2 separate regions of the Homo sapiens genome follow, and region 1 is linked to region 2. Evidence: read pairs that join two places in POLR2A ChIA-PET (ENCODE). Cell type or tissue: OCI-LY7. All regions are shown on one strand. Links, peaks and the distances in the headings refer to the core of each region. The heading gives the core; the rest is flanking DNA.

Region 1 (15,910 bases), core at 6,303-8,802, 230 kb after region 2:
CAAGATCAGCTAACAATTCAGGAAACATTTTAAATCAGGCATTCTGGCTATTATCTGTGTATTAGAATCACCTGGAGAAACTTTAAAACACAATCCCAATAGCCAAGTAAATCTCCAGGGATGGGAGCCAGGCATGAACGCTGTTAAAGCTCCCAGGTGATTGCAATATGCAGAGCTAAAGTTGCGAATCACTGTCTTAAATCAAGACATAAATAAGCAGAATAAATCAAGACATATGTTAAAGGATTCTCTTTCACAATAGGTTTTAGAAACCTTATTAATCAATTTGCTAATTGTCCTTCCCTCCTGAGTAAATTATCACTGTCCTACCTTTAACCATAAAATAGAGATTATTTGTGTAATACAGGAAGTTCCTGAATGATGACTACCTGACCTACATATGAACAACTGCTCCAAGCAGTGCCTGAGCCATGGTTGTTATTTTCTCCCTATTGCCTCTGCAGCTCCCCCCATGTCCACCCCAAGGAAGGCTTCTCAGCTTCACTTTCCGGAGCTCCACACGGAGCAGTGTCCTGAGCACTGGCTGCACTTGTGTGTGGCAGGAGCAAGACAAGGTTAATAAAAAACAAGGAAGAGGAAAGGAAAACCCACCCCACTTTTGGCCTGCATTCCCTTCCCTCTCTCGCATCCAAAAGGCTGTGTCTGTCCATCTTCATGTGATCAAGCTCCAGACCACTTTCTCATGCTGGAGAATGGAGAGATTGGAGATTGGGGAACCACTGTTCCCTGGGTGAGGGGAATGATCCCACATGATGGCTGTCAAGGTTGCTACAGAGATGCACCTGTGCCATTTTAAAGGGGCCAGTGGGACACATTTTTTTCCTTACAGTAACCTTGCTACTTACCATGGTTCGGTCTTTATTTTTGCACACTGCACTATCAACTCATTATAATCTGAAGAAATGCCTTGAACTCCAAGCAGCTGACTAGTTAGTAAAATCTTAGAACCCTAAACAACTAGAAACCTTGAGCCTACTAAGGCTTTTCCAAGATAAAAGCCCTTCAATTACATGCTGCTATATCCTCCTAATACACCCACGAGTCATGTCACTAGAACTAGCACAAAACCTACCTCACAGATGTAGAAATTGAGGTTGAAGGGCTAAGAAGATCCCTGAATGAACCACATAACTGCTCTGGATGGGGCTAGCAGTCCTAAACCCAATGTTGTCTTCTTTCTCTAGAGTATACCCTCTGCCTATAGTATTTTAAAAACTCTTGGCCATCATGATAAAGTCTACGTACAAAGTGGTTCTGAAGGGTAAAAGTAGTTTACTCAAGAACCCGGCGTATTTATTTACTCCTTCCTTAATAAATTTTTTTTTAAAAGCCTCTGGAAATTTAAGTTCTTCCTGTAAAAAAAATTCTCAACAGTTTCTGAGCATCTTGATATTATTAGTAGTATTCTATCTATCCTTCCTTTAGACAAAATGCAATTCTAAACAGTGATAGAATTAGGAGAACAGTGGCATGAATATGGCTTTAATATCTGAAATTCACTGGGTTGTTCAAACTACTAGAGTGGGTAGTAATTCTCTTTGCATCTTTAGAAAGCAACTTGCAAACCAAGCTGTGAAAGCGTGCTACAGCATCAAGTCTTACTAGGGGCTTCAACAACGGTTCCAACATGTAGCTGCCAACAACTGAAATCTATAAATAGGAAAATCTGGAAAGTTTAACAAAAAAGTTGAAGGAGGGACTCTGAAAATCACTTGGAGCTTATAGGGTTGAAACAAGAGCTAGACGAGCACTAATATTTCCTTTCATGCAGTGGAATTCCCCTTTGGTTGTATTACTTTATATTCCTTGCCACAAGGAAATGAAATCTACACTGACGATTACGGAGATTTCTGCCTGGCGTAAAGGTACAAGGACCCAGCAGGCACAAATTCGTACTACGCACGAATGTAGTTTTTTGTTCCCATGAGAATCAGTGGTTTCTGAGTGGGTGAAAATGCATTTTAAAATCATTCTGATTAACAGAGGTAAAGCTGTCCTCTCAATTAACTTACTCTTATTAAAACCTATTTTCCAACCCTCAATTGTCATAAACCCATCCACATAAAGCAACTTGTTAACACAACGGGAAAAATTATGACTCTAACTTTTGAAGTCCAGCAACTTTCCCTAGAAAGTCCAATAATGCTTCTGATGGATCCCGTAAGGCACTGTCTAGACTCGCACTGTCCCACAGAAATATAAGGGGAGCCCCATAGGTAATTTAACATTTTCTGGTAGCTACATGAAAAACAAGAGATGGGTAAAATGCATCTAAATAACATAGGACACCTAACTCAATGTGGCCAAAATATTCTTTCAATGTATAGTCAATACAGATAATTACTGAGGTATTTTATGTTTTTTTCATACTAAGTCTTCGAAATCTGGTGTCTAGTTTCCATTAGAGCACATTTCAAATCCGACACTAAATTTTTGCTGGAAATACTTGATCTGTATTTAGAGTTCATAAAATTCACAGTTGAAAAGGTAAATTCACATATCCAAGCTATTCCAAACACACTTAAATAGGTTTTTAACAACTGAACTGTGTTTTTTAATTAAAATTGAATAAATTAAGAATCCCATCTCTCTGCTGCACTCACCATCCCCAGTGCCAGTGGCGAGCATGTGCACTGCAGGTTGGATACCTGGGCAGCACCTCACAGGGATGAGTGGGGGCCACGCACTATTCCCCATCCTTTCAGAAACATCATAAACTCTGGAGAGATGATGACAGAAGTTGACCCCTGTTCCTTTTCCTTCTTTTCCCCAACAGCAATAGTCATCAGAGTCCCTCATACTAGAGGCCCCTTACAGAGGACACAGGGCATGAAGGTGTTTTCCTGCCCTCTGTCCTCAGAGACCATGAGCCCCTTAGCACTCAGCAGAAAGAAGACAGTGGAGTTTAGGCTCCATCAAATTAAGTCTTCTCTGTCTCTCTCTCTCTTTTTTTAAAAATTACCTAACAAATTTCCCTAGAAGCTGAAAAACAAGTTGGTTCAGGACGCCACTTTGCAAAGTTTCAGCTCTCCTCCCCAACACAAATCATCACTATGCAGTGCAACCTCTCCTCATCTGGGTCAATCCTGAACTTGGCCATAACACTTCGGAGACACCTAAAAAACGTTGCGCAGCCACAACTCTTAGAGCTCGGGGCACTCTTTTGGATATGACTTGTTTCTACCATCTTGAGTTTGAACCGTAAAACAGGTTTAAACTTCTCCAAAGAATCATTTGCACCCCTCAGAAGAAAGATGAGTCTCTAACTAGGAGAAAATAGAATTAAAATGGAAGTTCTTTACAAAGTGAAATACCTGACTCGAAGTTCCTAGAGAGCATGTCTGTGCCTGGGGTGTCGTCATTTGCTGGCCTGACTCCCAGGCTGTAGGTAAAGCAGCTGTGGAAAAGTGGCACAGGGCAGAGGCGCAGTGGGTCACACTTGTAATCTCAGCACTTTGGGAGGCAGAGGCAGGAGGATCACTTGAGCCCAGGAGTTTGAGATGAGTCTGGGCAACAGGGCAAAACCGTCTCCATTAAAAAAAATTAAAAATTAGTCGGGCATGGTGGTACATTCCAGCTACTTGGGAGGCTGAGGTGGGAGGATCACTTGAGCCCAAGAAGTGCAAGGCTGGTGAGCCATGACTGCGCCACTGCACTCCAGCCTGGCTGACTGAGCAAGACCCTGTCTCAAATTTAAAAAAAAAAAAAAAAAAAAAGCAAAAACAAACAAAAAACAGAGAGAGAGAGAAAGAGAAAGAGAGAGGAAGGAAGGAGGGAAGGAGGGAAGGAGGGAGGGAGGGAAGGAAGGAAGGAAGGAAGGAGAAAGCAAGCAAGCAAGCAAGCAAGCAAGCAAACTAGCAGAGCAGCATAGGCTTTCTATGCTGTGACTGATGTTGCACCGGAAGGAATCCTTCTTAAAACGAAGAATGCTACATGGTAAGATACACCCAAGACACCACCATATAAACAACCTCTTACCGAGACTAACCTTACAGTTTAATGCAACTTGCATTCATTCTATCTCCAATTCTAGCCATCGTTATTGGCTTTCCTCCCCTTCCCTGCAAGGCTAAAAAATAACAAAAGTCTAAGCCTGAACAAACACACTCATTTACTTCCTCCACATTTATGCTTCCCCCTAAAACTACAAAAAAAGTGGGCAGGGGCAGATCTGAGTCTCAGTCTCCTTGGCTATGAGATGGAGAAAACTGCGTTGACTGACTGATGAGGCCCTGAGAAAATCAGTTGAGTTAAAATACATGAAAAAGGCCATACAAACCATGATGCATTATTCTCACACCATGGCTTCCATTTCTTTCTGACCTAGGTTCAAAGACCGATGCTGCTTCCCTCATCCACTTCTTCCATCAAGTGCCTAAAAAATTAATATGCATTGTCTCACCATAAGACAACATTTTACATATATTAGAGCACCAGGAGATAGAAGACAAGTAGTTATTTTCCTCGGTTCAGACTAGAAAAATAAATCAATCTAATTTTCAGAGGCTTGCCTCTAACGTGTCTCATCTACATGACAGGGCAAATACTGATAGAATAAAAATCTCCATATGACCCTGAATTATCCTACAACCTCAACAAAAATCCCACTTGTTTCAAAACACTGTTAATAAACACTTTTTAGTTGCATAAACGTGTTGAGAACACCTCTTAGAACTGCGTGCAGAGTCTAAATTCAGTGCCTTACACAGGTCCCTCCCCATCCATGGACTCAGCTGCAGGTGCCCCTATTCAGGACTCCCTGTCCTGACTGTTGTAGAGTTCCAGGCCAAGTCACCCCAGCCCATGCTGGCCTGAACTCCTCAGCAAATCCTTCCCTTCAGTCTGGATCTAGGTCTTGTTCTTCACAATCCCTTGTTTCTTAATTGATGGTTCACTGGAGCTTGGACTTTGATTTCCACGACTGTGGGCCTACTGTACCTTCATCCACCTCTCAGACCCCCAAACCACACAGGAGCCCCAGGCCCTCCCACACACCCAGGGGGGAAGGTTATCATCAAAACTCTGCAGGCACAGGGACCTTGTCTGCCTTGTTCACTGCCATATCCCTTACAACTAGAACAGAGCTTGCACTGGACACTCGTGAAGTATTTACCAAATGAATGAATGAGCCTCATTAGATGAGCTCAAAGTATTTCTAGTGCCAACACAAATTCATCTTTTGTCCTGTGTTTCCACCTAGGGCCATCTACTGACTTACTGATGAAGTTTGAAGTCTAACTGTCTACATAAAAATCTTGCTACAAGCTGCCAGCCCTGCCCCATCTCCTCTCCAGTAGATGCGCTCACCGCCCTATCACCCAGTTCTGTGACTTGTGTTTAAGCCTTATTCCAGTATGTTCCAAGTTCCTGGAACACCTTACCTACTATGATCCCATCCCATCAAGTCTGTTCCCTCTCGAAATAGATACTTTACAATGTATTTATACTTATTCCAAAAAAGCAGCACCATTCCTCAAAAATACTTTAGAAACACCTCTTTCAGATCTTTCAGAACCAGTTATAGATAACAGTATATTGCCGTTTCTTGTACCTGATCAAAAACAATATCAAGTATACCTGGACAGACTTGACACCAAATGTCACCTATCTCTTAAAATTTAAATCCCATCTCAAGGATCAAAGTTGTTCATTGCTCTAATTATCTATGTAATGTTTCTCTCCCAGTTAGACTAAAAAAGGGGACACAGACTATGTTTGTGTGTGTTTTTTAAGACTGCCCTGCTCCAAGAACAGTGCCTGATACACTGTAGATACTCAACAATTGTCTGGTGAATGAATGATCTGAAGACCTTTGTAAAAGATTTTTCTTTCATTCAGCAAATATGTGCCTGGCACTGCTAAGGGCTGAGAATATGGAAATGAGTGAGAAAAGAAAATCTCTATCTTCTTTAAGGAGCTTATAGGCTAGAGGGAAAAAAAACTTACTTAAGGGAAAAGGAAAAGAAACTATCATTTATTGTCAACTACTATGTGACAGGCACATACACTGTTTCATTTAAACTTCCCAGCAATCAAAATAAGGGCGACATTTAAATTCTCATTTTAAAGACTAAAAACTTGGGATTCAGCAATGTTATACAACTTGCATAATAAGCGACGAGCTGGCCGGGCGCGATGGTTCACGCCTGTAATCCCCGCACTTTGGGAGGCCAAGGCGGGTGGATCACCTGAGGTCAGGAGTTCGAGACCAGTCTGGGCAACATGGTGAAACCCCGTTTCTACTAAAAATACCAAAAATTAGCCAGGCGTACTGGCGGGCGCCTGTAATCCCAGCTACTCAAGAGGCTGAGACGAGAATCGCTTGAACCCGGGAGGCGGAGGTTGTGGCGAGCCGAGATTGTGCCATTGCACTCCAGCCTGGGCAACAAGAGTGAAACTCCATCTCAAAAAAATAAAAAATCATCATCATCATCATCATCGTAAGTGACAAGCCAGGCCTGGAACCCAGAGCCTACTGATAGCAAAGTCTAGGTCTTTTCTTTGATCACGCCAAGCAAGGGCTGTTCAATTAAGTAGTTTGTTTATTAGGGTGACAACTTTTCAAACTCCAAAACAGACAACACTTACGTGGATGTTTGCTCTTCAGCCTCACCCCATACTATTCAATAAATCACCCTAGGTGCCACCCACTGATCTCACCACTAATCTCACCAAAGACCAACTCCCATAACCGTAACTCGCAGAGACATCAAGAAGCCAAAGGCTTATACAATTGGGGGTCTGTGACCCTATTCTATCCTGGGAGGTACTTTCAGCAGAAGTGGCCATGTGAATGTTGGTGGGTCTACTACAGACACGTATAGTGGGGTGGGTGGGTTAAGCAGCAGGTAAACCCTGGTACACAGGGAAGTGAAGAAATAGGAGGCTTGGAAGCAGGACCTAGTATTAGTAAAAAAAAAAAAAAAAAAAAAAAAAAGGCCACCTTGCCACCTTTGCACCTTTGGGACACATGCCATAAATTACGAAGACATTTTGCCCATTAATAAGTAGAAGATGAAGAACAGAGCCTTTCAAGTTTCACTTCCATGACACTTTAGAGACGAAAGGTTTCATATTGTTATCACAAAAGACCATTAGGGACCACGTTTTCCTTTTCCTTAGATGTCTTCATTCAGTTCTAAAAATATTTTTGAGCAGTATAGCATAGTGGTTAAGAGCTACGGCTTGGAAGCATCCAGGCTTACTTTGCCTCTTGGCTCTAGCACTTACTGTGTGACTTCATAGAAGTTACTTAAACACCCCAAGCCTAAGTTTCCTCATCTATAAAATGGAGTAATAGCAACACCGGCCCTACTGCATAAGATTCTGAGGATTAGAGGAGATAATGCCCTACAATTTTGCATAGTGCCTGGAGCATAAAAAGCTTAATAAACATCAATGACAAAAGTACTTGTACCAGCACTGTGATAAATCCACATACCTATGTATAGACATACAGATATGGTAATTTCTTCTTCTTCTTTTTTTTTTTTTCTTTTTTTTTTTTGCTCATCTCAGCCCCCCAGGTAGCTGGGACCACAGGTGAGCACCACCACACACAGCTAATTTTTATATTTTTTGTAGAGACGAGGTTTCGTCATGTTGCCCAGGCTGGTCTCGAACTCCTGAGCTCAAGCAATCCACCCATCTTGGCCTCCCGAAGTGTGGGGATTACAGGCATGAACCACTGCGCCCAGTTCAGATGTGGTCATTTCCGAGATGGCTCAGCAGCGCCACCTGTGCTAGGCTCAAGCTATCACCTAATTACATAGGGGACTATATGATAAAAGATACGATGTTCATGTACAACTATTATCTACTATGGAGTTTATATCACTTTCAAGTGCCTCTGCAAACTGTTTTTTAGCAGGGAGAAAATAAGAATAAAAATGGGAAAATGGAAATCCAAAGATCTGATTCCTTTAAAGATGCTGCAATAGAAGTAGCCACTGCCAGGTCTGCATCTCCTGGTGCAATCAGATAATCCATCTATCTAGATTGGATAGATACTTGAGGAGGAATAATTCAAGGTAATTTCCGTTACACCACTATCCATGTTTTCTCAAGGGAAAAACATGTATTTGCTTCTTTTGATTAACATGTTAGTGGCTGCAACTAAAACATCAAGTGGTCGGCCGAGCAGAGGTTTTCCTGCTGGTTTTACAAAATCAGTACAGCGGGCCACCTCTCAGCATCAGCTTCGCCTGGATTTACAAGTAAACTCTTCAGTATGGCTGAACAGGGTATGTGGGTGTGTGTATATTGGTAGCTGTATGGAAACTGGATTGCTCTAATAATAAACACATTTCATTCCCTGCATTGAGGGTGCTGGATCCTTGCTAAAGATCCTTTTTTCCACTTAGTTCCATAAATATTCCGGGGAAGCATGGCCTAGTGTGAGTTGTCAGAATGAGAACCTGTTGTGATATTTCATCAGCACCCACTCACAGTGCACTTACTCTCCTTTACCTGTAACTTACACCTTCTCTGTACCCTCTGGAATTAAACCGAAGAGAAAGGATGAAAACAAGATGATATGTCAGAAAACACGGTGCGGGGGCTTGAAGGGCTAAGAAGAATGAAGTGGTTAATTTTTTTTTTTTTTTTTTTTTTTTTGAGATGGAGTCTCGCTCTGTCTCCCAGGCTGCACTGCAGTGGTGCGATCTCGGCTCACTGCAAGCTCTGCCTCCCGGATTCACGCCATTCTCCTGCCTCAGCCTCCCGAGCAGCTGGGACTACAGGCACCTGCCACCATGCCTGGCTAAATTTTTGTATTTTTAGTAGAGACAGGGTTTCACTGTGTTAACCAGGATAGTCTCAATCTCCTGACCTCATGATCCGCCTGCTTTGGCCTCCCAAAGTGCTGCAATTACAGGCGTGAGCCACTGCGCCCAGCCCAAAGTGGTTAATATTAATATGCTGAGTACCTTCCATGTGCCAGACACATAAGATACTGTATGTTTCTATTTCATCAATGGAGAAACAGAGTCTGAGTGGGGTTAAAGAACGGGCTTCCCAATGTCACACAGTGGTGCTAGAATTTGAAGCAAAGTACGTCAGATTCTAAAGCCACAATCTTTCTACACTTTCACCCCAAAATGAGGAGTAAGAATGAAAGTGACACTGTGGATTTAAGGAAGATAATAGAAAGTCTATTAGAAATATATATTTTTTGAAACTTGTATCATTTAACATAATGATTACAGAGCTGGAATTGGGCAATTGAAATGGAGAAGAGCATCTTCTGACATCCAGGGTCATGTGTTCAGGCTCAGGGACAGGGTGCTTTCAGAACAAGGGTTGTTCTTGGTCCTCTAGAGGCAGAAGGAGGACGGGGTGGTCTGTGTGTCGGATGTGGCCAAGCTGGAGCACCAAGGAAGCCCCCAGCCCTGACAAAGCAGCACATTCAAACGACACAGTGCACGATGGCAGAAAAAGATGGGGTGGGATACAATGGGGGGAAACTCCCCAAGTCGGTGAAAAGGTTTGTACTTGAAGGACAACGTCCTTCTCCAGAGTAGAGCTTACTAAAGGAGATGCATCCCATTTTCTTTTTGAACCTCTCCTGCTTTCTACTTCCAGCTTCTTTCCTCCTGGTAAGTTTGGGCAGGAAGGGGCCTTAGAAATTGAGACCAGCATCCTCATTTTTCAGATGAAAAACCTGAGATCAACAGAAATATTTGAGATCACACTTCTTGTTTCGGAAATCAGGTAGTTAGCAGTTCTTGTTTTCGTTTTTCACCATATAGTGCAGTAAAGGGGAAAAGGGTAGACAAAAAAACAAGAAACCAGAAATATTACTTTGCAGAGACATTTCCACGTACCTCGAACTGCACTAGTTCTGCGACTGTGTGCTCAGTGTTGTCTTCTACCAGGTGATGCTAAAGATTTGCACTGAGCCATGCACACACTGCTGTCTAGGTCAATTCTTAAGGTAGCTGCCTAGATTTAAGGTAAGGACTGCAGGGTGGAACATCTTCTCTTTATGCAGAGCTACCTGAACTGGTCGCCTTCTTGGGTGACCCAACCATGCTGGTTTGTCTGGGACTGAAGGGGTTCCGGGGATGTGGGGTTTTCAGTACTAAAACTGAAATCCCAGGGAAACTGGGACAAGCCGGTTACCCTACTGCCTTCAGTAGGATCACATTTTCAACTGAGCTAATACATACAGACAGACAAAATGCATTTAGCTGGAAGTTTTAGCTGGTAGAATACCAGCTAAATGGTAGTTAACATTTTAATTTTTTAAGAAAATTAGCAAGATGCAAATTAATGACTATGAAGGGCTTTGAGCCCTTGGGGAGGAAGGTATTCTCAAAGTAGGAAGTGTTAAGTTCATAAAAGAAACAATATGAGAAGGCAGTGGGGCTTTTTCATACCTAACAAGTATGACTAAACCTGTAAACACTTCCTGTTCCGTCCCATGTTTTTCTGAAATTCGCTTTTCCTTAAAGGCCAATAAGACAGAAGAAAAAAAATTATTCTTTCTCTTCTCTTCTTAAGAATAACAGTGGGAAATTTCAAACCTCCAAAGACGTCTAAAAGTTTAATAAGCTCTTGCTTTTATATATAAATATTAAGGAGAAACAAACAACACTCACTTTTCTCCATAAGCATCCTGCATTCTTACTACATGAAATTTTGAGTACGTAGAAAACCATCTGATCAGGGAAGACAAATACTCACACTTAAGTAGCACTGACTTACTCCTCCACCTAGTTATATTTTCAATACAAAAATTTTTGCTTTAATTAAACACTGTGTTAGGTGCTGACAATGCAACACCGAATAAGAAGGACATACCTTTATTTCATACATCACAGTATCCTAAAGATCAAAACCTGCCTTTCTAGACTTAGTCATGACTCTTCTTATTGCAGTGGAGAAAGAGGGCTGCCCCTAACAGCAAAGCTCACACTTAAAATCATTTCTCCCCAGCAGCACTTCCCATTCACAAAGAGCAGTGCTACAAAAGGCAGCCTCACTTTCACCTGTTCTGGGTCACCAACTACACTGGAGGGGCTTGGCCTAGAATCGGGTAGAGGGGATGTGAAACCAAGGAGGGGGTTACACTGGGGAACATGTCACTGGGCCTCTACTCACAGAAACAGCTTAAAGCCACCTGTACCCACATTTGGGAAACGTGTGTCTCTGGTCTCCTGGAGGCATAAATTGAACATTATAATATTCTAGGGAAGAGCAAACAGCAACCCACTGAGGGGTCTTGGGCCATGGGAAAGTCTTCCATTCCTCTACTTCTGCTCTAAAGGGTTGATTGTTGTACACTCCAAAGCAAAAGAGGAAAATCAAACCCAGCTCAGAAGTCCGCCCACATTCTGCGGTGGAGAGAGTTGCCAAAACCATTCTCTGCACCTGTAGGATGAAGTCGCAGGTTCACAGAGCAGGGACAACTGTCAGATGTCCACCCCGCAACATGGCTCCCTCACAGGAGAGTCCACAGTTATGGACCTAGGTTCTCTGCTGGGCTGCGCTGGACAACCCGTCCTTAGAACTCTAAATCCTGCCTTTGCACAGGCTTCCTTGGAGCTCTCTGAGGCCTTGGTGACTTGCACCTTTGTGCACACTACAATTGGCTTCCTTGAGCTTGGCAACCCCAGAGCAGCAGCCTCATTGGACTTCTGTTTGTACAGGACTTGTCAAGCAGGTTATGCTGCTTTTCTGCCACCTTTCTTTCCAGACACCTCTAAAATGTAAAGTTATCAGGAAATAAGAGAGGGATAAGGTTTTCTCACCACAATCCCAGAGGCCTACAAAGGCTGCCTAGACCGTGGGCTTTGCTGAAGGCCTGCTGCTGGTCTCTTAAATGGTGAGGCATGTTTTTTAAGGATTGTAGAGGAAGAGTTGTCAAATATAAGGTCAGAGTCAAATGCACTGTGTTTCTATCATTACTGCTGGCCTCTTTACAGAGGGAGTAAAATGCACCCCTCGACGCTGGCAGCAAGTCCTCTGGTTGCATCAATAATTTTCGCTTGCACAGAAAAATCCCCCAGTAACGCATAGATGGTCATGAACTCCCCTTTCTATTTTGCAGACCTAGAAAGCGTGGTAGAGAGAAATTAAATGCCTTTGTGAATCAGCAAAAAACACATAGGGATAAAACCCAGGACAGCTGGTCTACCTGCTTTAACCCATGCATTCAGCACACCATGGGGAAAATAGTTATTTTTTCACTACAAAAGAGGTGACCTTCTACTTCAGACATGTAAGATAAAAAAATTTTTTAAAGATACGGTTGTTTTGTTGAGAGAACAATCAATAAAATAGTAATGCCCAGTACAGTTTTATCCAGAGGTCAAGGTAGTATCTAACCAAGGTCAAGACTGTATTGAGTCAAGAGTTCAAAGGCCACTATCTTCCCCATAGTATGAGTCAGTCAAACTGAGATTGCTTCAAGGTTAAGGAAGGAATCATCAAATTGCCAACAGTCATACCAAACAGGACAGGGAAATTGGCTATTCCTGTCACATCTCCTTTCCATTAATTATTAAGTAGTTGACTTAGGGAGCAACCCTCTCAGATTCGGGGAGAGTCCATTTATGAGACATGAACTCAAATCTACCACACAGCAGCCCAGTCCCCCCCACCTGATCCCACATGGCTGCCTGGCAGTTCTAAGGGGCTTCCAAAAAATTCTCCAGTTAAAGGCACAAAACCTTTGAACAGGCCTTCAATTCTAGTGCTCCCACCCAGATGAGACTACTCAGGAGTTGAGATAAAATCCTGAAAACATGGGCAAAGTTCAACTGACAGCTGCCCCTTCTAGGCCACGAACTGGCACACCTGGCCAGTTGGCAACGGTTCCTTCCTTCAGCAGATCTTACCTGCCTGAGCAGGAAACGGTGATAAGGCTAAAGCTAGTTCATGTTGACTGTCACGCTTTCTCACACTTGAGCAGAGCCCAATTTAGAAATAGCCTTAAACTGTTGCTTCAGTTCAGTATGTCACAGAGCCATCAAAAATAATAGAGAATGTATGTCAAAGTGTTTTGTAAGCTGTAAAGCCCAACCTACCGTAGTACATATTATCATTTTGATATTAAATAATGCTAAAGAAGAATATTAAATTGTAAATAAACATTGATAACTATGGAACCATGTAGGTATACGGCTAAAGACTTGAAGTCAGATACGGGTAACTGGTAACTATGCAAAAAGGCTCAATTAGAAAAAAATCTTTTCAGGTGGTTTAAACATTTAATGAACAATAAAGTGTAAATGGTTTCCTTTAATTATAGATGTCTATGATCCAATTCAATAGTGAAGCTAATGTCATAAATCTTAACCTGAAGGGGATTTCTAGGTAGATTTCCTCAAGTCCAGCCCTGCGTCCTCTATGACTGCAAAGTAAATGGACCTTTTTTTTTTAAGGCATAGACAAGCAGTCCTCAACCTTTTTGGCACCAGGGACTGGTTTGGTGGAAGAACATTTTTCCACGGACTGGGGGCAGAGGGATGCTTTCAGGATGATTCAAGCACATGACATTTATCATTAGATTCTCATAAGAAGCACACAACCTAGATCCCTCACATGTGTCATTCACAACAGGGTTCGTGCTCTTACGAGAATCTAATGCTGCCACTGATCTGACAGGAGGCGGAGCTCAGGTGGTAATGCTCACTTGCCCGCCACTCACCTCCTGCTGTGCGGCCCAGTTCCTAAAAGGCCACGGACAGTACTAGTCTGCGGTCTGGGGGTTGGGGACCCCTGGTATAAACTGTTCTTACAGGAGGTATAAAAGTGCTTGTCACTGCATAATCCACCTGTAATTTACTCCTCTGTGCCGAATAAACAGCCAGCTTGAAGAAGGAGTAGACAGGTGACAGAAGCCTTTACATAAGGCCCATGAACTGAAGCACAGGCCTCAAGTGTTATAAGAAGGGGAGGCCGGGGAGCGGTGGCTCATGCCTATAATCCCAGCACTTTGGAAGACCGAGGCGGGCAGATCACTTGAGGTCAGGAGTTCGAGAACCGCCTGGCCAACATGGTGAAACCCCGTCTCTACTAAAATTTTAAAAATTAGCCAGGCGTGGTGGCGCGTGTCTGTAATCCCAGCTACTCGGGAGGCTGAGGCAGGAGAACTGCTTGAGCCCGGGAGGTAGAGGGTGGAGTGAGCTGAGATCGCACCACTGCACTCCAGCCTGGGCAACAAAGAGAGACTCCGTCTCAAAGTAAAAAATAAAAATAAAAAAAAATTTAAAAAAGGAAGAGGAGCTACTTTCTCCGCGGGGTCTCCTGTCATGGAGCCACCAGAGGGGCTCACACCTGCGGGCCACCAGGCCCTTAGGCCTCTTCCCTGCCTGTGATGCAACCTATACAGACGTGTGCTGTAACGCTGGCTGCACTTTTCATGACCATGTACGTCACAGATCCATTCCCCCCACGCTTTTAATCAAGCCTCTTAACTAGAAAACCAGCTCCAAGGAGGCTAAAGGGTCTGTTTTCTTAGGTCTTACTTCTTCTTCTCTGAGTCTTTCTTTAGGATGATTATGGCTCTCCAGTGACTTCACAGGTGACACCAAAGAGGGAGATGAGGAACAAAGCAATGCACAATGATCAAAGGGAACAGATACCACAAATAGAACAGAAAGCTCCCAGGCACGCTGCCACCACGAGGGAGAGGGCCCTAAAGGATGGTTTTTACACCACAGCGCCTACACAACAAAAGCTGGGTCTGTGAGGTGTGCGGTTGGCTTGCGCCCGCCTGCGGGATGCCGGGCATGTCTGCGTTATATAAGGTTTCTCCTGTACTGTGCTCTCTTCTGGGAGTCAGACAAACTCCCCATTCAACAGCTCTCAATCCAGGGTGGTTGTTTATAGATATGCAAGGGCAGGCGACCTCCTCAGAGCTAAAAGGCAAGTCCTCTGCATGCTGGTGTTCCAGCCGTAGTTCACCTACCCCCACAATACAGACAATGTCTCTTCCCTGACACAAAAGCCACTGTGCGTGCCCTTTCTCTGAATTGCTGCAGACTCAGATTCAAATCCTGGCAATGATATTTCCCAGCTGTGTGATTTGCACAAGTAACTTGGTCCCAAAGCTCGGTTTCCTCACCTGTAAACTGGAGATAAAAACACCTATCTTGAAAGGCTGTGCAGATGAAGTGAAGTGTATGTGTGTGTCGATGGCTTACACTGCAGTGTGACAGTGGCTGGAAAACAGGAGTCATTTCTCTGCCTCTCTCTAGCCTAAGTACTCATATGCTTAATCCTGAAATAATCTGTACTTTTCTTTTAAGACAGGGTCTGGCTCTGTCACCCAGGCTGGAGTGCAGTGGTGTGATCACGGCTCACTGCAGCCTTGAACTCCTGGGCTCAAGCAATCCTCCCACCTCAGCCTCCCAAGTAGCTGGGACTCTAGGCATGCCCCACAGCTGGCTAATTGTTTTTTCTAGGGATGAAGTTTCACTATGTTGTCCAGGCTGGTCTTGAACTCCTGGGGGCAAGCGATCCTCCTGCCTTGCCCTCCCGAAGTGCTGGGATTACAGGTGTGAGCTACGGTGCTCAGCCCTGTACTTTTAAATTATTTGTGTATTTATAGTGTCTCCCCACCTAGATTATGAAGGAATCATGCCATTTTCATTTTTACGACCTACTGTATGAGCTAAGTGCATAGTGGGTACACAAAATTACCTGTGGCCTAGGCTACTGCAAGAGTGGATCATTTCCCCACATCCAAGGATATCTGGTACTGTTTCCTGAGGAAATGACTGTGGGTTCTGAACACAGCTGGTCTCCCCTCTTTTCCTTCAGCTCCTCACACTCCTTCTTCCAAACATACCCCTTGCCATTTCAAATGCCCTTAAGAATTCTCATGAGCCAAGTTATCCATTCATTTGGTCATTTCTTGAGTACATTTCTAGAGTACATA
Region 2 (15,910 bases), core at 8,269-10,768:
GACTGTGGCTTTGTATGAAGGGGAAGATCTTTCTCTCTCTGCCTCTCTCTCTCCCTCCCTCTCTGCCATGTGCGCACATAGTGAGAAGGCGGCCATCTGCAAGCCAGGAACCCTACAATGCTGGCCCCCTGATTTTGGACTTCCAGCCTCCAGAACTGTTAGACAATAAAGTCTATGCTTTAAGCCCCAGAGTCTATGGTATTTTGTGATGGCAGCCCAAGCTGACTGACACAGGGACCCAACTCCATTCTCTTGCATGTGGCTATCCAGTTGTTCCAGCATCATTTGCTGAAAAAAACAGTTCTTTCCTATTGAGCTGTTTTGGCTCCAGTTACAGTTAAACTAGTCCAGAACTGAGAACAGACTCTGTTGAAATCACCTGTGAGCAGAGGAGAAACAGGGAAAAAATAGTGCCACTCCTTTCCCCAATTTGTAAGTAGATTAGGACATTGTAGAATTTTGATCTGAAATTTTGTTCATGGTAAGCATGAACTTTTCAATCTCCCTTTCTTTGCCAGTATTTGAGATAGTACCTCAGGACCTTGCATCTGTTTTCCTGGCAAGATAATCAAGCAATGTCAGGCACAAATAGTTTAGCCCCTTATTAAAGTTGTCCTAGTGTTCTGGAGTGTAGCTGGCGCTACTGTGAGGAGGAAAGGAGCAGGGTGAAGGGGTGTTTGAAAGAGGACATGTGTATCAGTAGGTACATATTTAGTAACAATTTCACTTATAAACCTATGGATTTTTACAGAAATCTGAATCCCAACCAAAGAAAGAAAGAGTTGTCTATCCAGTTCTTTTCCCTCTTAGCCCATGGCCAAGTTTAATTTCTGCTCCAAACCAACATCGAAAGAGAGAAAAAAAGCAACAACAACAAAACACCCTTTTGCTCCCTGAAGCACACAATGGACTCGTTGATCTGAGAACAAGTTAGTTCAATTGCTTGCTTTACCTTGCTGCTGGGAAAAAAAGCAAAAAGCTCCTATGAAAACACGGCTTGTGGGAAAAGTTGCGATTACTCTAAAAAGCTTTTCTTTGTTTCTGCAGACACGCTACTCCACAGAGCTTGAGTTGTATAGTGAGCAGGACACAGAGCTAAAAGTCAGGCCTCACAGATTGTTCCTGGCTAAGCTACTGAGCCAACCTGTGGCCTGGGAATGCCCAGCAGTCTTCTCGAGGTACCCATAGGAAAAACGGAGGTGAACACAGTGATTCCTCTGTGTGGTCGTATTCTTGGATTTCTGCCCTTCAGCTTCGAAGGATACCACCGTGAACCCCCTGAAGACACAGAGAAGAGCATCTTCCTTCTCTACCTTTTGGATTGGGTGAAAGACTGAGAACTGCAACCAGCGAGGCTGATGTTTCTGTGCACACCTTAGTTAGCTGTGCAGCCAGGTTTTCCCATATAGAAGGGGCAATACTAGGATAGACTTCCTGTTCACATGTTCAAAGCTGAGCTAAAACTTGTACAGAGCTTTTTTTCCAGGGTATGAGTGCCATAAACCTGAATCAGACTTTCAGATGCCACATCCATTGGCATCTTGAAGAAGAAATTCAAGAAAATGGGCTGAGGCAGACCTGGTGGCATCTGTCCCCTCTTTATGGTGAGGGAAATTCTGGCTAAGGCTGCACTTGCTCAGCTACTTTCCTGCAGGGTCAACATTGCATTTCTGGAATCTGCTGTAGCTTTGGGTCATGCACTGAGACAGGAATCATCTTCTTTTCAGGATTTAGTAGACCAGGAGGGTTTTTTCCCCTTCTTCTTTATTAAATCATACATAATTAGATATTAAATTCAATTCACTCTTCCTGTTGTTTCGGAGATGGGCAGAATCCTTTTTTTTTTTTAATTATACTTTAAGTTTTAGGGTACATGTGCACAACGTGCAGGTTAGTTACATATGTATACATGTGCCATGTTGGTGTGCTGCACCCATTAACTCATCATTTACATTAGGTATATCTCCTAATGCTATCCCTCCCCCCTCCCCCCACCCCACAACAGGCCCCGGTATGTGATGTTCCCTTCCCGTGTCCATGTGTTCTCATTGTTCAATTCCCACCTATGAGGGAGAACATGCGGTGTTTTGTTTTTTGTCCTTGCGATAGTTTGCTGAGAATGATGGTTTCCAGCTTCATGTCCCTACAAAGGACATGAACTCATCATTTTTTATGGCTGCATAGTATTCCATGGTGTATATGTGCCACATTTTCTTAGTCCAGTCTATCATTGTTGGACATTTGGGTTGGTTCCAAGTCTTTGCTATTGTGAATAGTGCCGCTATAAACATACGTGTGTATGTGTCTTTATAGCAGCATGATTTATAATCCTTTGGGTATATACCCAGTAATGGGATGGCTGGGTCAAATGGTATTTCTAGTTCTAGATCCCTGAGGGATCGCCACACTGACTTCCACAATGGTTGAACTAGTTTACATTCCCACCAACAGTGTACAAGTGTTCCTATTTCTCCACATACTCTCCAGCACCTGTTGTTTCCTGACTTTTTATTGATCGCCATTCTAACTGGTGTGAGATGGTGTCTCATTGTGGTTTTGATTTGCATTTCTCTGACGGCCAGTGATGATGAGCATTTTTTCATGTGTCTTTTGGCTGCATAAATGTCTTCTTTGAGAAGTGTCTGTTCATATCCTTCACCCACTTGTTGATGGGGTTGTTTGTTTTTTTCTTGTAAATTTGTTTGAGTTCATTGTAGATTCTGGATATTAGCCCTTTGTCAGATGAGTAGATTGCAAAAATTTTCTCCCACTCTGTAGGTTGCCTGTTCACTCTGATGGTAGTTTCTTTTGCTGTGCAGAAGCTCTTTAGTTTAATGAGATCCCATTTGTCAATTTTGGCTTTTGTTGCCATTGCTTTTGGTGCTTTAGACATGAAGTCCTTGCCCAAGCCTATGTCCTGAATGGTATTGCCTAGGTTTTCTTCTAGGGTTTTTATGGTTTAAGTCTAACATTTAAGTCTTTAATCCATCGTGAACTAATTTTTGTATAAGGTGTAAGGAAGGGATCCAGTTTCAGCTTTCTACATATGGCTAGCCAATTTTCCCAGCACCATTTATTAAATGGGGAATCATTTCCCCATTTCTTGTTTTTGTCAGGTTTGTCAAAGATCAGATGGTTGTAGATATGCGGCATTATTTCTGAGGGCTCTGTTCTGTTCCATTGGTCTATATCTCTGTTTTGGTACCAGTACCATGCTGTTTTGGTTACTGTAGCCTTGTAGTATAGTTTGAAGTCAGGTAGCGTGATGCCTCCAGCTTTGTTCTTTCAGCTTAGGATTGACTTGGCAATGCAGCCTCTTTTTTGGTTCTGTGAAGAAAGTCATTGGTAGCTTGATGGGGATGGCACTGAATCTATAAATTACCTTGGGCAGTATGGCCATTTTCACGATACTGATTCTTCCTACCCAGGAGCAGGGAATGTTCTTCCATTTGTTTGTATCCTCTTTTATTTCGTTGAGCAGTGCTTTGTAGTTCTCCTTGAAGAGGTCCTTCACGTGATGGGCAGAATCCTTAAACTCAGAAAATATTACAATAGGTATTAACTGACACCACATTATAAAGAATATGAAGAGGAACTGTTATTCATGACATGCTAAGAAATGATAAAACCAGGCCTGCTAAGACTAATAGTCACCCACCTCCAACCTTTAAAGAGAGTTGAGACTGGGCGTGGCCACTCATGCCTGTAATCCCAGCAGTTTGGGAGGCTAAGGTGGGAGGATCACCTGCACCTAGGAGTTCAAGACTAGCCAGGGTAACACAGTGGGACACTTGTCTGCATAAATAAAAAATTAGTCCCAGCTATTTGGGAGGCTTTGGTGGGAGGATTGCTTGAGCCCAGGAGGTTGAGGCTGCAGTGAGCTATGATTGTGCCACTGCACTCTAGCCTGGGAAACAGAACAAGAGACACTGTCTCAAAAAAAACAAAAACAAAAACAAAAAACAGCCAAGAGTGCAGATTCCTTTGGAGGCACGTGTTAGAAGGCTCGTAGAGCAGAGGAGTGAGGGACACTTCCCCTCACTGTAAGCCAAGTGAGAGGGGCTTTAGGGGGCTTCCGTATACTACTGGGAGTGGGAGGAATATGAAGACTGAGAAGTGACAGTAAGATAGGCCTGAGAAGGAAGAACTGCAAAAAGAGAGGGAGGGAGAGTGAGTTGCAGTAGGTGTGAGCTGCAGTTTCCTAGACAATGGTGAGGAAAGGCATCCATTATCCATGGATATAGATTGAGCCATGCGGGAGGCAGACAGCCCGGAGCCTTCCTGAAGGGACTCTGTCCATAGACCCCCCTGGACAGATGCGGTGACCAGTGTGAGGAGATCTCTGGGGGGAAGCTGAACTTTGTGCCTCCAGAGAAGCCTCATCTGTTTTAAGTAGGATGCTCTATAACTTATCACCTAACTGGAGATACTTTTGAGAAAGAATCCTTTCTCAAATAGCTGCCTACTAACAGATAGCTGAGGCAACAGAATTCCACTGGAACTGTCCCTGCAAAGTGGACATACGGTCACGTTTGTGTTATGTTAACTGAGTTGGAGGTTCCCAGGACAACCTGCAGTGTCTTTCACAAAAGGGTCAGCTTTGCATATCTGCCAGGCTCAGCGGGCACCAGCACCAGGTTCTGAGCGTCCCCATCATGTAAGACTGCTGCTCTTTTCCTCTAATACCCACTGCCCTGAGTCTGATCCTGAATGGCTCAGAAGCGGCAGCTGGGGAGTGTGCGAGGAGGGTCAGTGGGGGAGATGGGGAGGACATTGGCCACACAGCCCTGCCTGGCTACTGGCAAACAATCACCATCTGCAGTCTTGCCCTACTGTAAGAGGGGAGACTCTCCAATATAAATAAAAGCTCAGGGTTTGTATTATTACCATAGCCTGGCTACTTAAAATACTCAAATGAGGTGGTGCCTGCGACTGAAAATGACCCTTGTGTCCGGGAATGACTCAGAAAGCCACCTGCCTTGTCTGAAATCTCAACTAGGGGCAGAGAAAGAACCTCTTAAAGAGAAGGTTTGAAGGGACAACAGAAGAAAGAAAGTTGTTTTATGATTGTAAACTATAGAATATATTTCATTTATTAAAATATGACTAAGAGGAAATATGAGCACCTCACCTGAATTGTGCACAACTACTACACAAATTGAGTTGAAGTTTTGAGAACTTCCCCAAGAGGCTGACTCTCAGCATTCCTCATGCCCTGAAACGAAGCAGGAGTGTAAAATCGATCTAATCTGGTTGAATTCAATTCAGGAGATTTATGTCTAGGGCCTAGCACATACTTAGCCCTTGATAAACATCAATGAATATGAGCTAGTGTAATGATTTACTGAGCATCTACTATGTGCCAGAGACGCATATTATCTCATTACTTATAATCACCTTATGAGGTTCAAGGTCCCAGCTCCCCTTCTTCAATCATAGAGTTAGGATTCCAACCCAGTTTTCTTTCTGCTATCCTCTTTTACCATCCCAAGAGTTGCCAAACTTCTTAAAGAACAGAGCGAAGAAGATACACTTGAGTTAGTCTGTTTTTGCATTGCTATAAAGGAATATCTGAGATTGGGGGATTTATAAAGAAAAGAGGTTTTATTTTGGCTCACAGTTCTGCAGTTCGTACGCGAAGCATAGTGCTGGGATCTGCTGCTGGTGAGGCCTCAGGAAGCTTTCGATTATGGAGGAAGGTGAAGAGGGAGCCAGTACCTCCTATGATGAGAGAGGGCTAGGAAGGTGCCACACTCTTTGAAACAACCAGATTGCCTGTGACCGCAGAGCAAGAACTCATTACCACGAGGAGGGCACCAGGCCATTCATGGGAGGTCTGTCCTTACCACCGGGCCCCACCTCCACCACCATGGGAGGTCACATTTCAGCATGAGATTTGGAGGAAACAAAGCATCCAAACCATATCACACTTCGTTAATTTTAGAGACTGCTTTGCAGTCAGGTATGGTGGTTAAGAGGAGTGACGTTAGTACCAGATGGCCTGCGTTCAAATCCTGCTTTTGAGCCTTACAAACTGTGTGACCTTGAACAAGGTGCTTAACCTTTCTGTGCTCCTATAAAGGGAAGTGATAATATTGGTTATGTATTTCATAGGGTTGTTGTGAGGTTTAAATTAGTTAATATGTGCAAAGGGCTCAAGAAGATTTTAATATGTGTTTAAAAATACTGACCGTTTTTTAAAAAAGTTGACTGGTATTATTTATATGCTTTGATTATCTCATTTCCCAGATGCTTAGAGCACAGAATTCTCCATGGCCCATGAGATTATAAACACTGCATCCTGATACTAAAGGACTCTAACCTGCCCTGGAAAGCCTTATTTCGTCCTGTTCTCTGGTCAGCCAGGGCCCTCGCTGCCCCTGTGGGAGGTCAGCCTCGTCTTGTCTGTTGTTTCTGCTCATGTCACCCCCCCACCGCCTGCCACTCTCACCTCCCAGGGTTCTAGGTTCTTCCAGTTTATATTATGGCAGAGATTAGATCTGCATCTGTGATGACCAATCTTTCATCTTGTTGCTTTTCTCCCCTTTCATGTTATTTGCTTTTCTCAACAAAGGAAACTTGCAACTTCAGGTCAAATTTCCTTTAGTAAAACTTTCCCCCAAGATAAAGTCCTTCCCAGAAGGCTGCTTGGAACAGGAATCTGAGAGCTTCCTTTTTCCTTTGCTGGCAGAGTTTCCTGTTTGCCTTTATGGTTGAGCCAGCCTGTGCCCCAATCACTGTGGATGGAAGGGACCCTCCAGGAGGCCGCTGCAAGACTCTTGTTGGAGATGCCTTACTATGAACTCACGAGCCAAGTCTGAGAAGCTGCCTTCGCTCTTCACCTTGCCTTCCCCACTTTTGCATTTTTCAGTTTATATCACCAGACTGAGTATTGGTTCCACCACCAGGCAATGAAATAGCCTCCTCCCTGATTCCGATCTATCTTCTCAGTACACGCTGATCTGTGGTAGACAGAGTCTATATTAAGGGCGCTAAATGTGAGGGCAGGCTTCAAGAAGGCTGGCTTCGAAGCGGGCCAAGAGCTCCTTGTTAGGCAGCCAAACCACAGGCGACAATGTTTGAAGTTGTACCAAGTGTCTGGTCAAAGCAGAGATGGTAAGATTAAAAAAAAAAAAAAACCTGCCTTAGAAATTGGGAATTGGAAAAAGATAGAATTTATTCCATGCTGAGCAGCACATAGAGGAGATGAAGCTGGTCTAAAGGAAGGAAAAGTGTCTGGGAGGTGAGAGCCCAGCTAGTAGGAAACAGCTCCAGAGGGAAATGGCCAGGTGCGGGGGGATGGAAGAAAGCTGGGCAGAGGTGTCCTAGAGGATTAACGAGAGGAAGACACTGGATTCACATGGCTGCAAAGAGGACTCTCAAGCTGGAACACAGAAAGTTGGCCTGGAGTGCACCAAGAGAGAAGACTTGTTTGACAAAGGCCCGTAACAGGCAATAGGGCATACTGGATAAGACCATGGGGTTCTTGAGACAAACTGAGTTTAAGTCTCATCTCAGTAATTTATTAGCTAGTGAAGTTAGGCAAATAATCTGTGCCTCAGTTTTCTTGTTTTTGAAATGGGCTAATAATCATGTCTACCTCTTGGGTTGTTGTAAGGATTAATTGAGATAACATGTCTCAAACGGCCTAGCAGAGGACCTGACACAGTACTTGATCAATAATTGTCGACTGGCGGCAGTAGTCAAGTGGTATCTCGAGGGCAGGTGTCTCAATGAGCTGCTGGTCTGGAAGAGGGTAGGGGTGTCCTGAACAAATAGCCAAGTTATGATTTCCCTCTTCATAGACGGTGTCCTGGAATTCCTTACAGGGTGGGAAAGGAGATTTCTACTCAAAACAGTTGGCTGATTGGTGTGATAATGAACCTGGGGTGGCCGCCTGAAAGGGGGTCAAATTTAGAGTCTGGAGTGAAGAGTCACCTTTAACTCCCTGGGAGCATCTGCAGGGAGAAGTGAAAATCAACTTTATTTCTGGATGATTCCCTCATGGTGAGTTTTGCCTTTGGAGAGCAGGAAGTTGGAGACGCAGCATGGCGTGGAGATGAAGGGAACGTGCTGGAACAGTGGTTCTTGGTTGGGAGTGTCCAGTAGAATCACCTTGAGGCTTGCCAGGACACAGATGGCTCCACCTGACCCCCCAAATTTCTGACTCATTAGGTCTCTGATGAGTTCCCAGGAGGTGCTGATACAGCTGGTCCAGGGACCAGACAGTGAGAACCATGGCTACAGAGTCAGACAGACTTGGTTTTAAATTTTCATCATTAAGTAGTTTTATGACCTTAGGCAAGTTATACAACCTCTCTGATCTTCAGTTTTTTCATCTGTAAATAGGACAATAATTAAAGACAAGTTAAAAAATATATACAAAGTATCTAGTACTCAAAAAACAGGAACTATGATGAGTAGAGGGTAGAGACTGAGCAGGAATGGGAGACTTCAGGATCTGGAAAAAACTGTAATTCAAAAAGTCACTGGCCTGGAGTGGTGGCTCACGCCTGTAATCCCAGCACTTTGAGAGGCCGAGGCGGGCGGATCACTTGAGGTGAGGAGTTCAAGACCAGCCTGGCCAACATGGTGAAACCCCGTCTCTCCTAAAAATACAAAAATTAGCCAGGCGTGGTGGTGCGTGCCTGTAATCCCAGCTACTTGGGAGGCTCAGGCATGAGAATCACTTGAACCCGGGAGGTAGAAGTTGCAGTGAGTTGAGATCACACCACTGTACTCCAGCCTGGGTGACGGAGTGAGGCTCTGTCTCAAAAACACAAAACAAAAGAGCACAGAGAGGCCAGGCAGAGAAGCCAAGCTGCTGCTTCCCATTCTGCTCCCCTCTGCCCACATCATCAGTCACCAAGGTGGGCGGTGCTGGGAGTTTGTGTGGGGCAGAGGCACCCAAGGCAGCTTCCGAGAACCTGGCATAAGGGAGGACTGGGCTATTTTGAGCAAAATAGGTATTTCTGGCTTGTTTTTTCAGCTTAGTAACTCAAGGCAAAAAATCACATCCCAGAACTATTTTAAAGGCAGAGGAAACCTCCACTGAGCCGTAGCCCCCTCCTACACAGGGCTCTCAGGGCTGGATTTGGACTCCCAGAAGAACACAGTGTATCTGGGCCTCTGTGCTGGGCTCAGAATATTCTCCTGCGGCCCCATCTGTGGAAATGGAATCATGCTTCGAGGTTCTTTGCCTCAGTGAAGCTAGTGGCCCCTCACCGGCTGGTTTAATTTTTAACTCATCATCCGTTTTTTTTTTCCCCCTAAGGTTGTAAGCACTGCAAAATCATGATCTAGAACATATCTTTATATGCATTCTGTGATCTTTGGCAAAGGGCTGACCGGCTCAATAAATGGTAAACAATAGAGGGAGAAAGTGAGGAAGGAAGGAATAAAAGATGGAAGAAAGGAAAAAAGAAAGGGAGGAAAGGAGGAAGGGTGGGAGAGAAGGAAAGATAGAAGAAGAATGGAAGGAAGAAAAGATAAAGAAAGAAGGGACGGAGGCTGGGTGTGGTGGCTCATGCCTGTAATCCCAGCACTTTGGGAGGCCGAGGCAGGAGGATCACTTGGGGCCAGGAATGCAAGACCAGCCTGGGCAACATGGCAAAACCCCATCTCTACTAAAAATACAAAGATTAGTCAGGCATGGTGGCGCACACTTGTAATCCCAGCTACTTGGGAGGCTAAGGTGGGAGGATCCCTTGCGCTCAGAAGTTCAAGACCAGCCTGGGTAACAAAGTGAGACCTTGTGTCTGTACAATATTTTATTTTAAAATTAGCTAGGTGTGGTGGCACATGCCTATAGTCCTAGCTACTTGCGAGGCTGAGGTTGGAGGATTCTTTGAGCCTGGGAGGTCAAGGCTGCAGTTAGCCATGATGGTGCCACTGTTTTCCAGCCCTGGTGACAGAGCAAGACCCTGTCTCAAAAAAAAAAAAAAAAAAAAAAAAAAAAAAGATGGAGGGAAGGAAGAGAGGGAGGAAGGATGGGAGGAAGGAAGGAAGAACACGTTTCCTCAGCTTTCCTTTGGTAAGGCTTTCATTTCTCACATTCGGAAGAGCTGACTAGAGGGCATTTCCTGCTTCTGCAGAGGTTACTCCCGGGGAACAAGCTCAAGGCCTGTGAGATTGCACAGGACACAGAGGAGCATCCTAGTCACCAAGCTCTGGAACAGGAGGATGAAGGAGAATCAGAGGGAGTTTGACAGAGGTGGTTTGAGCTTTCTTGTTGCGTAACCTGAGACCTGCCTGATCCCTTTCTCTACCCGACGCCTGCTCCCAGAAGGAAGTGATATCTTTCTCCTCTGAACCCAAAAACCACTCCCTTTCTATGGACATGGTGTAAGGGCGGGTTGTGGGTGCTCTTGGGTGGCCCATGTGGGCAGAGCAGCTGACCACCACTCTGAGCATCTTCTCCTTTTTCCCATCAGTAAAATCCACAGGTCAAATGAGATTCCCAAGTGCTTCCACCCAGTCTCCAAGCCTCAGCTCATTTTGGTTTATGTGGCGTCAAAGGCCTCAGCAGGTCCACAAGCGGCAGGAGGCCCGACTGAATACATTCACCCGTTACCCGTGTTCCGGGCCCTTCGGCTCTGTGGGTTTGGGCCCAGATGATCTCTCTGAAATTTCATCCCCCCTGTCAACACAGTGCTGATGGGTGCCCCTCTTTGTTTCTGGCCCCCAACCCCTGCTCAGGAGCACCCACCTGTTTTCCATTTTCAGCTGTGTGCTTAGAAACACCTTGACTCTTCTCACACCTGCCAGGTAAATGGGTTCTCTCCTGCTCCATCTTGCTGTTAGCCCCTTTGGTCTTCTGTTGAGCTCCCTAACCTTTGCAGGGCGGCTAGTGCCTCTGGAGATAAGGGATAGTCTCTAAATTCTCAGCGGGTATTATTAGTATTTGCATTCTAAAATAGAAGTTTCTAAAGGCACGATCAATATTACCTTTTATTTTATTAATAGCTTCCACACTTAGTTCAGCCCCCTGAATACGTCCAGTAAAGGACTTTACAAATGGCGTCCAGTAAATACTTTACAAATGTTCCTGCCTTCAATGAGGATTTACACATCTGAATTCATGTAAATAATTTAAAGAATACTGGTACTTAACAACTTCCAACTTCATTTACTTTTTCCATTTTCTTCCATGCAGATTTATTTCTTTACTGTTTCCTCTGTTCAAGGCTTTATTTCATTTCTTTCTTTTCCAAGAATAAGATAATATATTGAACTCATAGCTAGAGGTAAATAAGTAACTTCCTGTTTAAATTTAGTTTTAGCCTACATTCTTATCTGTTATAATTACAGCATTGAATTATTTTAAGAATCTACCTACAATGGGGAACTCTTCTCTCCCCATGTTCTGCTTCAACCCATAAAGGAAGAAACTTCCACTAACATTGCCACTTTTTTGAGGAACTGCTATGCTATGTGTTTGAGTTGGTTTGGGCTGTTGTAACAAAATAGCACACTGGGTGGCTTAAACAACAGAAATGCATTTTCTCACAGTTCTGGAGGCTGGAAGTCCAGGGTCACGGTGTGGGCAGGGCTGGTTTCTCCTGTGGCTTGCAGATGATCACCTTCTGACGGTTTCCTCGCTTGGTCCTTTCTTCTGCGGCAGGTGGGAAGCGAGCTCTGGTGTCTTTTCCTCTTCTTACAAGGGCTCAAGTGATCTGCCCTGGTTCTATCACATTAGGGTCCCATCATCATGGCTTCATTTAACCTTAAGTCCCTCCATAAAGTCCCTATCTTCGAACACAGTCACACTGGAATTTAGGACTTCAACATACTAACTTTTTTTTTTTGAGATGGAGTTTGGCTCCTGTTGCCCAGGCTGGAGTCAATGGCGTGATCTCGGCTCACTGCAACCTCTGCGTCCTGGGTTCAAGCGATTCTCCTACCTCAGCCTCCCGAGTAGCTGGGATTACAGACATGCGCCACCACGACCAGCTAATTTTGTATTTTTGGTAGAGATGGGGTTTCTCCATGTTGGTCAGGATGGTCTCGAACTCCCGACCTCAGGTGATCCACCCACCTTGGCCTCCCAAAGTGCTGGGATTACAGGCATGAGCCACAGTGCCTGGCCCAACATATGAACTTCTGAGGGACACAGTTCAGTTCCTAACACTTGGTTGCTGCTTTTTTTTTTTTTTTTTTTTTTTGAGACAAGGTCTCCCTCTGTCGCCCAGGCTGGAGTGCAGTGGCATGATCTTGGCTCACTGCAACCTCCGCCTCCTGGGTTCAAGTGATTCTCCTGCCTCAGCCTCCCAAGTACCTGGGGTTACAGATATGTGTCACCACGCCTGGCTAATTTTTGTATTTTTAGTAGAGACAGGGTTTCGCTATGTAGGTCAGGCTGATCTCAAACTCCTGGGCTCAAGTGATCTTCCTGCCTTAGCCTCCCAAAATGCTGGGATTACAGGCATGAGCCATCATGCCGGGCCTTGGTTGCTCTTCTCTATAAGAGAAGGAGGAATTAATTGGATGGATGAGAGCTTGATACATGCATTGGGCCATATTTTTAGGGGTTGGAGCATGATGTAAAGACAGGGTCTCCTGGTGCCCCACCTCCTGCTTCCTGGCCCTCTCTGTGGAGGCCACAGGATGATGCTGTGCTTCTGGCCACCCAGTGAGCAGACTTGGGCTGCCCTCGCCAAGCCCCTCCTCGGGTCTTCCTGCTTTTCAGCCTGGGTGGCCAGTGCTGCACGGCAGATCTGTCTGCCTGCAACTCTGAGAAGGAGTGGAGTGCCCCATTTTGGTCCAGGCCAGGGTCTCCAATCAAACTTCATAAGAAAGCCCAGTTCTTTGAATGTGAGCTACTCGACTCCTGTATTTTAAACTGCACCCGCCCCCTGCATTCTAGCCTTTTCCATCCCTTTCCTCTGCTCCCTTTGTTTTCTCCGTGGCACTTTTTGTCTTCTGACATTTCTCCAGTTCATTCCTAAGAATTTTTAACATGCTTTCAAACAGCTTTCTGAAAAACATACACTGAAAGGTTTCGAGGTTAATTCTATCAAGGAAGGTGGGGGCATATTTAACTTAGGAACAAAAGCTTTTTAGGTGCAGCCAGGGGAGAGTATATTAACTGTTTTCAAATATGTAAAGCATGGTGTTGCAGAAGCATTACAAACAGGCTCTAGAATTTTAGCTTATGGAAGCTGTGGAAGGGAATGGTGATGATAGGGAACATTTATTGAATCCTTCAACATGCCAGGCAGAATGCTAAGGGCTTTTTGTCCATTTTTTGTTCCTCGTGATATAGCTAACACCATTCACCCCATTTTACAGCATTTTCCTGCCTCAGCCTCCCGAGTAGCTGGGATTACAGGTGCCTGCCTCCAAGCCCGGTTAATTTTTGTATTTTTAGTAGAGACGGCGTTTCGCCATGTTGGCCAGGCTGGTCTCGAACTACCGACCTCAGATGATCCGCCTGCCTTGGCCTCCCAAAGTGCTGGGATTACAGGAAACTGAGCCCCGGTGAGGTGAAGCGGCTGGTTCAAGAGTCCACCTCAGGTCTGCCACATTCCAGGGCCCCTGTGCATGGCGCTAGGCTTAAGAAAAGAACATTCTAACAATCAGAGCTGGCCAGCGATGCAATGGCAATGATTACCATGTGGTCTCTTCTCCGCTCTGAGCCTGATCCAGCGGAGGCTGGGTGACCATCTGTTAGGATTGCTGCAGAAGGGAGATCGATTTAGACAACTTCTAAGTCTCTTTCCAACTGTAAGATCTTAGGAAAACTTGATGGGCAGCCCCATGGGAAAGGAATTACATTTGTTCTTTGTAGCTCTGTTCAACAGAGTAGCATTTCTCAGCCTTCTCCATCTAGAAATCCTCAGTGTCAGAGGCAAGTGAATAGATACTCACTCCTTGGAGGTCTGGATAGAGCTGGCAATGGTTGCCCGAAGCAAACTTTTTTGTGCCAAATCTGAAAAAGAAATGATTTGAATTTTATATTATATACTAAAATATGCTTGTTTGTTTTAATAAAAAATATCTTAAATTGAAATGTAATTTTTTTTTTTTTTGAGACAGAGTCTCGCTCTGTTGCCTGGGCTGGAGTGCAGTGGCGTGATCTTGGCTCACTGCAACCTCCACCTCCTGGGTTCAAGCGATTCACCTGCCTCAGCCTCCCCAGTAGCTGGGATTACTGGCGCCCACCACCAAGCCCGGCTCATTTTTGTATTTTTTAGTAGAGACGGGGTTTCGCCATGTTGGCCAGACTGGCCTCGAACTCCTGACCTCAGGTGATCTGCCCGCCTCGGCCTCCCAGTGCTGGGATTACAGGCGTGAGCCACCATGCCCAGCCTGAAACATATTTTAAAAAGCATAACCATTCAATGCAAAGCTTAAATTCTGTTTCCCTAAGAAATCTTCATTTTAATTTGATTCATAAGGAAAACATGCCTTATTTATTTTATGGGTTTACTGATCCCCAATACATCACCTAGAGTCTCTGGGGGAGCATTTCTCCAAGTATGGGAAGCAAAGCAGTAGTGTTAAGACCAGTGGGGAGAAATTATAGAGAGGGAGATCAGATTTTATCCCAATTCAAGAGGGATCTTTCTAAGAGCTGCCATTGTGCAACAGTGGAATGAGTTCTCCTTAAAAGTAGCCAGTACTACTACTAAAAAATTTCCAAGCAGAGATGGGTCATGGGTGGGGGGAAGCTGCCAGTAAATTCTACTTTGGGAACAATGGTGCCGGAGCAAATTCACAGCCATGATTAAAGGAACAGGCAAAACCCGTGCTAACCACCACTTGAAGAAGACTCTGCACTTATAGGGAAGCCATCATTGGAGTATTAAGAGCTGACGTGGTCCTCACGATGTGCCAACCCCTTTAACCAAAGCTTTGATGTGCCATTTAGTTGTTGGAGGGACGCATATTGTCATCAATCCCATTTTCCAGGTGAAGAAATAGAGGCTCAAGGACATTAAATGCACCAAAGTCTCACAGCTGCCAGGAGTGGAGCTGGGCTTTGACCCTAGGCTGTTGGAGTTGGGTTGGGATTGCCTCTCCCTCCCAGTGCCTTCCCTGACCCTTCTGTCCTCACCCCCTCCCCATGATGCCGCTGCCTTTATTCTCAGCGCTGGCCTAGAAGGGATCTTGTATGAGGGAGGAGGACAGGCGGTGGTGGGTGGTCAGGACACCTGGACTCTGGTTCACACCCTGCCACTACCCAGGTGACCTTGGGAGGGCCGCTTACCTTCCTGTTTGTTTAGGTGCTGATTCATTGTTTCTGAATCTGCCACATGGGCCGTTTCTTCCTAAAACTCAAGGAAACTGTGCCACATCATGAAGGAGTCCCACTCCGCCACCAGTAGGACAGAACTGTAGTAAAAACAAAGTAGAACAAAGTAAACAACCAAGAAAAGAAAACAACCAAAAAGCAAAGCACCTACTGGGAAATGCCTCTCTCTCCTGGGGATTTACTTTCCTGGAAGGTCTCCCAGGCGCGGGACTCAGTACAAAGTATGTCTTTCACTGGACCAGGGAATGTCTATTAAGGGGTGCTCTCTTTGTGGTGCCCACCACCAACATTATAATAGGTTTTATTGGACTCTTCCTACTCACTGTGTATTTACACCTTCACAAAAATACAGATAATCATGCCCAGATGGCTGTTTGGTTTCCAGTTGAAACAACCATGTGATGTGATGTGTCGATGTGGGCCAGAGGTTTCAGCTGTGAATCATTTCTGGGTTTCCTGCTGTTATGGTGAGGTGGTGAGGCATCCTCGGGTTTCCCAGGGAGTCTCTGTGCTAACACTTCCCCCTCCAGAAACAATGAGGATAAAAGAAGTCTCCCTACCAGGGAGCCACGTTTACCACCGAGAGCTTTACCTTATAGCTCAGGGTGGGCGAGGCGAGTGTCAAGGATTTCTTTCCAAGATGCTTCTAAATCA

Evidence for each region. ChIA-PET counts read pairs that join two places held together with the same protein. Peaks named below come from ENCODE experiments on the same cell type or tissue, not always from the same donor. Only the 100,000 strongest peaks of a DNase experiment are listed, where the experiment ranks them.
Region 1: POLR2A ChIA-PET joins it to region 2 with 5 read pairs; 3 of 35 experiments call an interaction of 5 or more read pairs at or near these places.

What each region holds. Positions count from the first base shown.
Region 1 is chr12:11,726,135-11,742,044 of GRCh38, reverse strand. The region is part of intron 1 of ETV6 (ETS variant transcription factor 6); the gene reads right to left. Among named protein-coding and RNA genes, the nearest start is that of ETV6, 84 kb to the right of the region's middle. RefSeq lists enhancers at 7,804-7,853, 11,180-11,279, 11,520-11,629, 14,660-14,709 and a silencer at 12,880-13,029. In OCI-LY7, for the core only: CTCF peaks have their summits at 7,548 and 7,753; a DNase peak (open chromatin) is centred at 7,747; H3K27ac peaks cover 421 bases.
Region 2 is chr12:11,958,664-11,974,573 of GRCh38, reverse strand. No RefSeq gene overlaps it. Among named protein-coding and RNA genes, the nearest start is that of BCL2L14, 100 kb to the left of the region's middle. RefSeq lists an enhancer at 14,800-15,910. In OCI-LY7, for the core only: no CTCF peak of the experiment used is centred there; no DNase peak of the experiment used is centred there.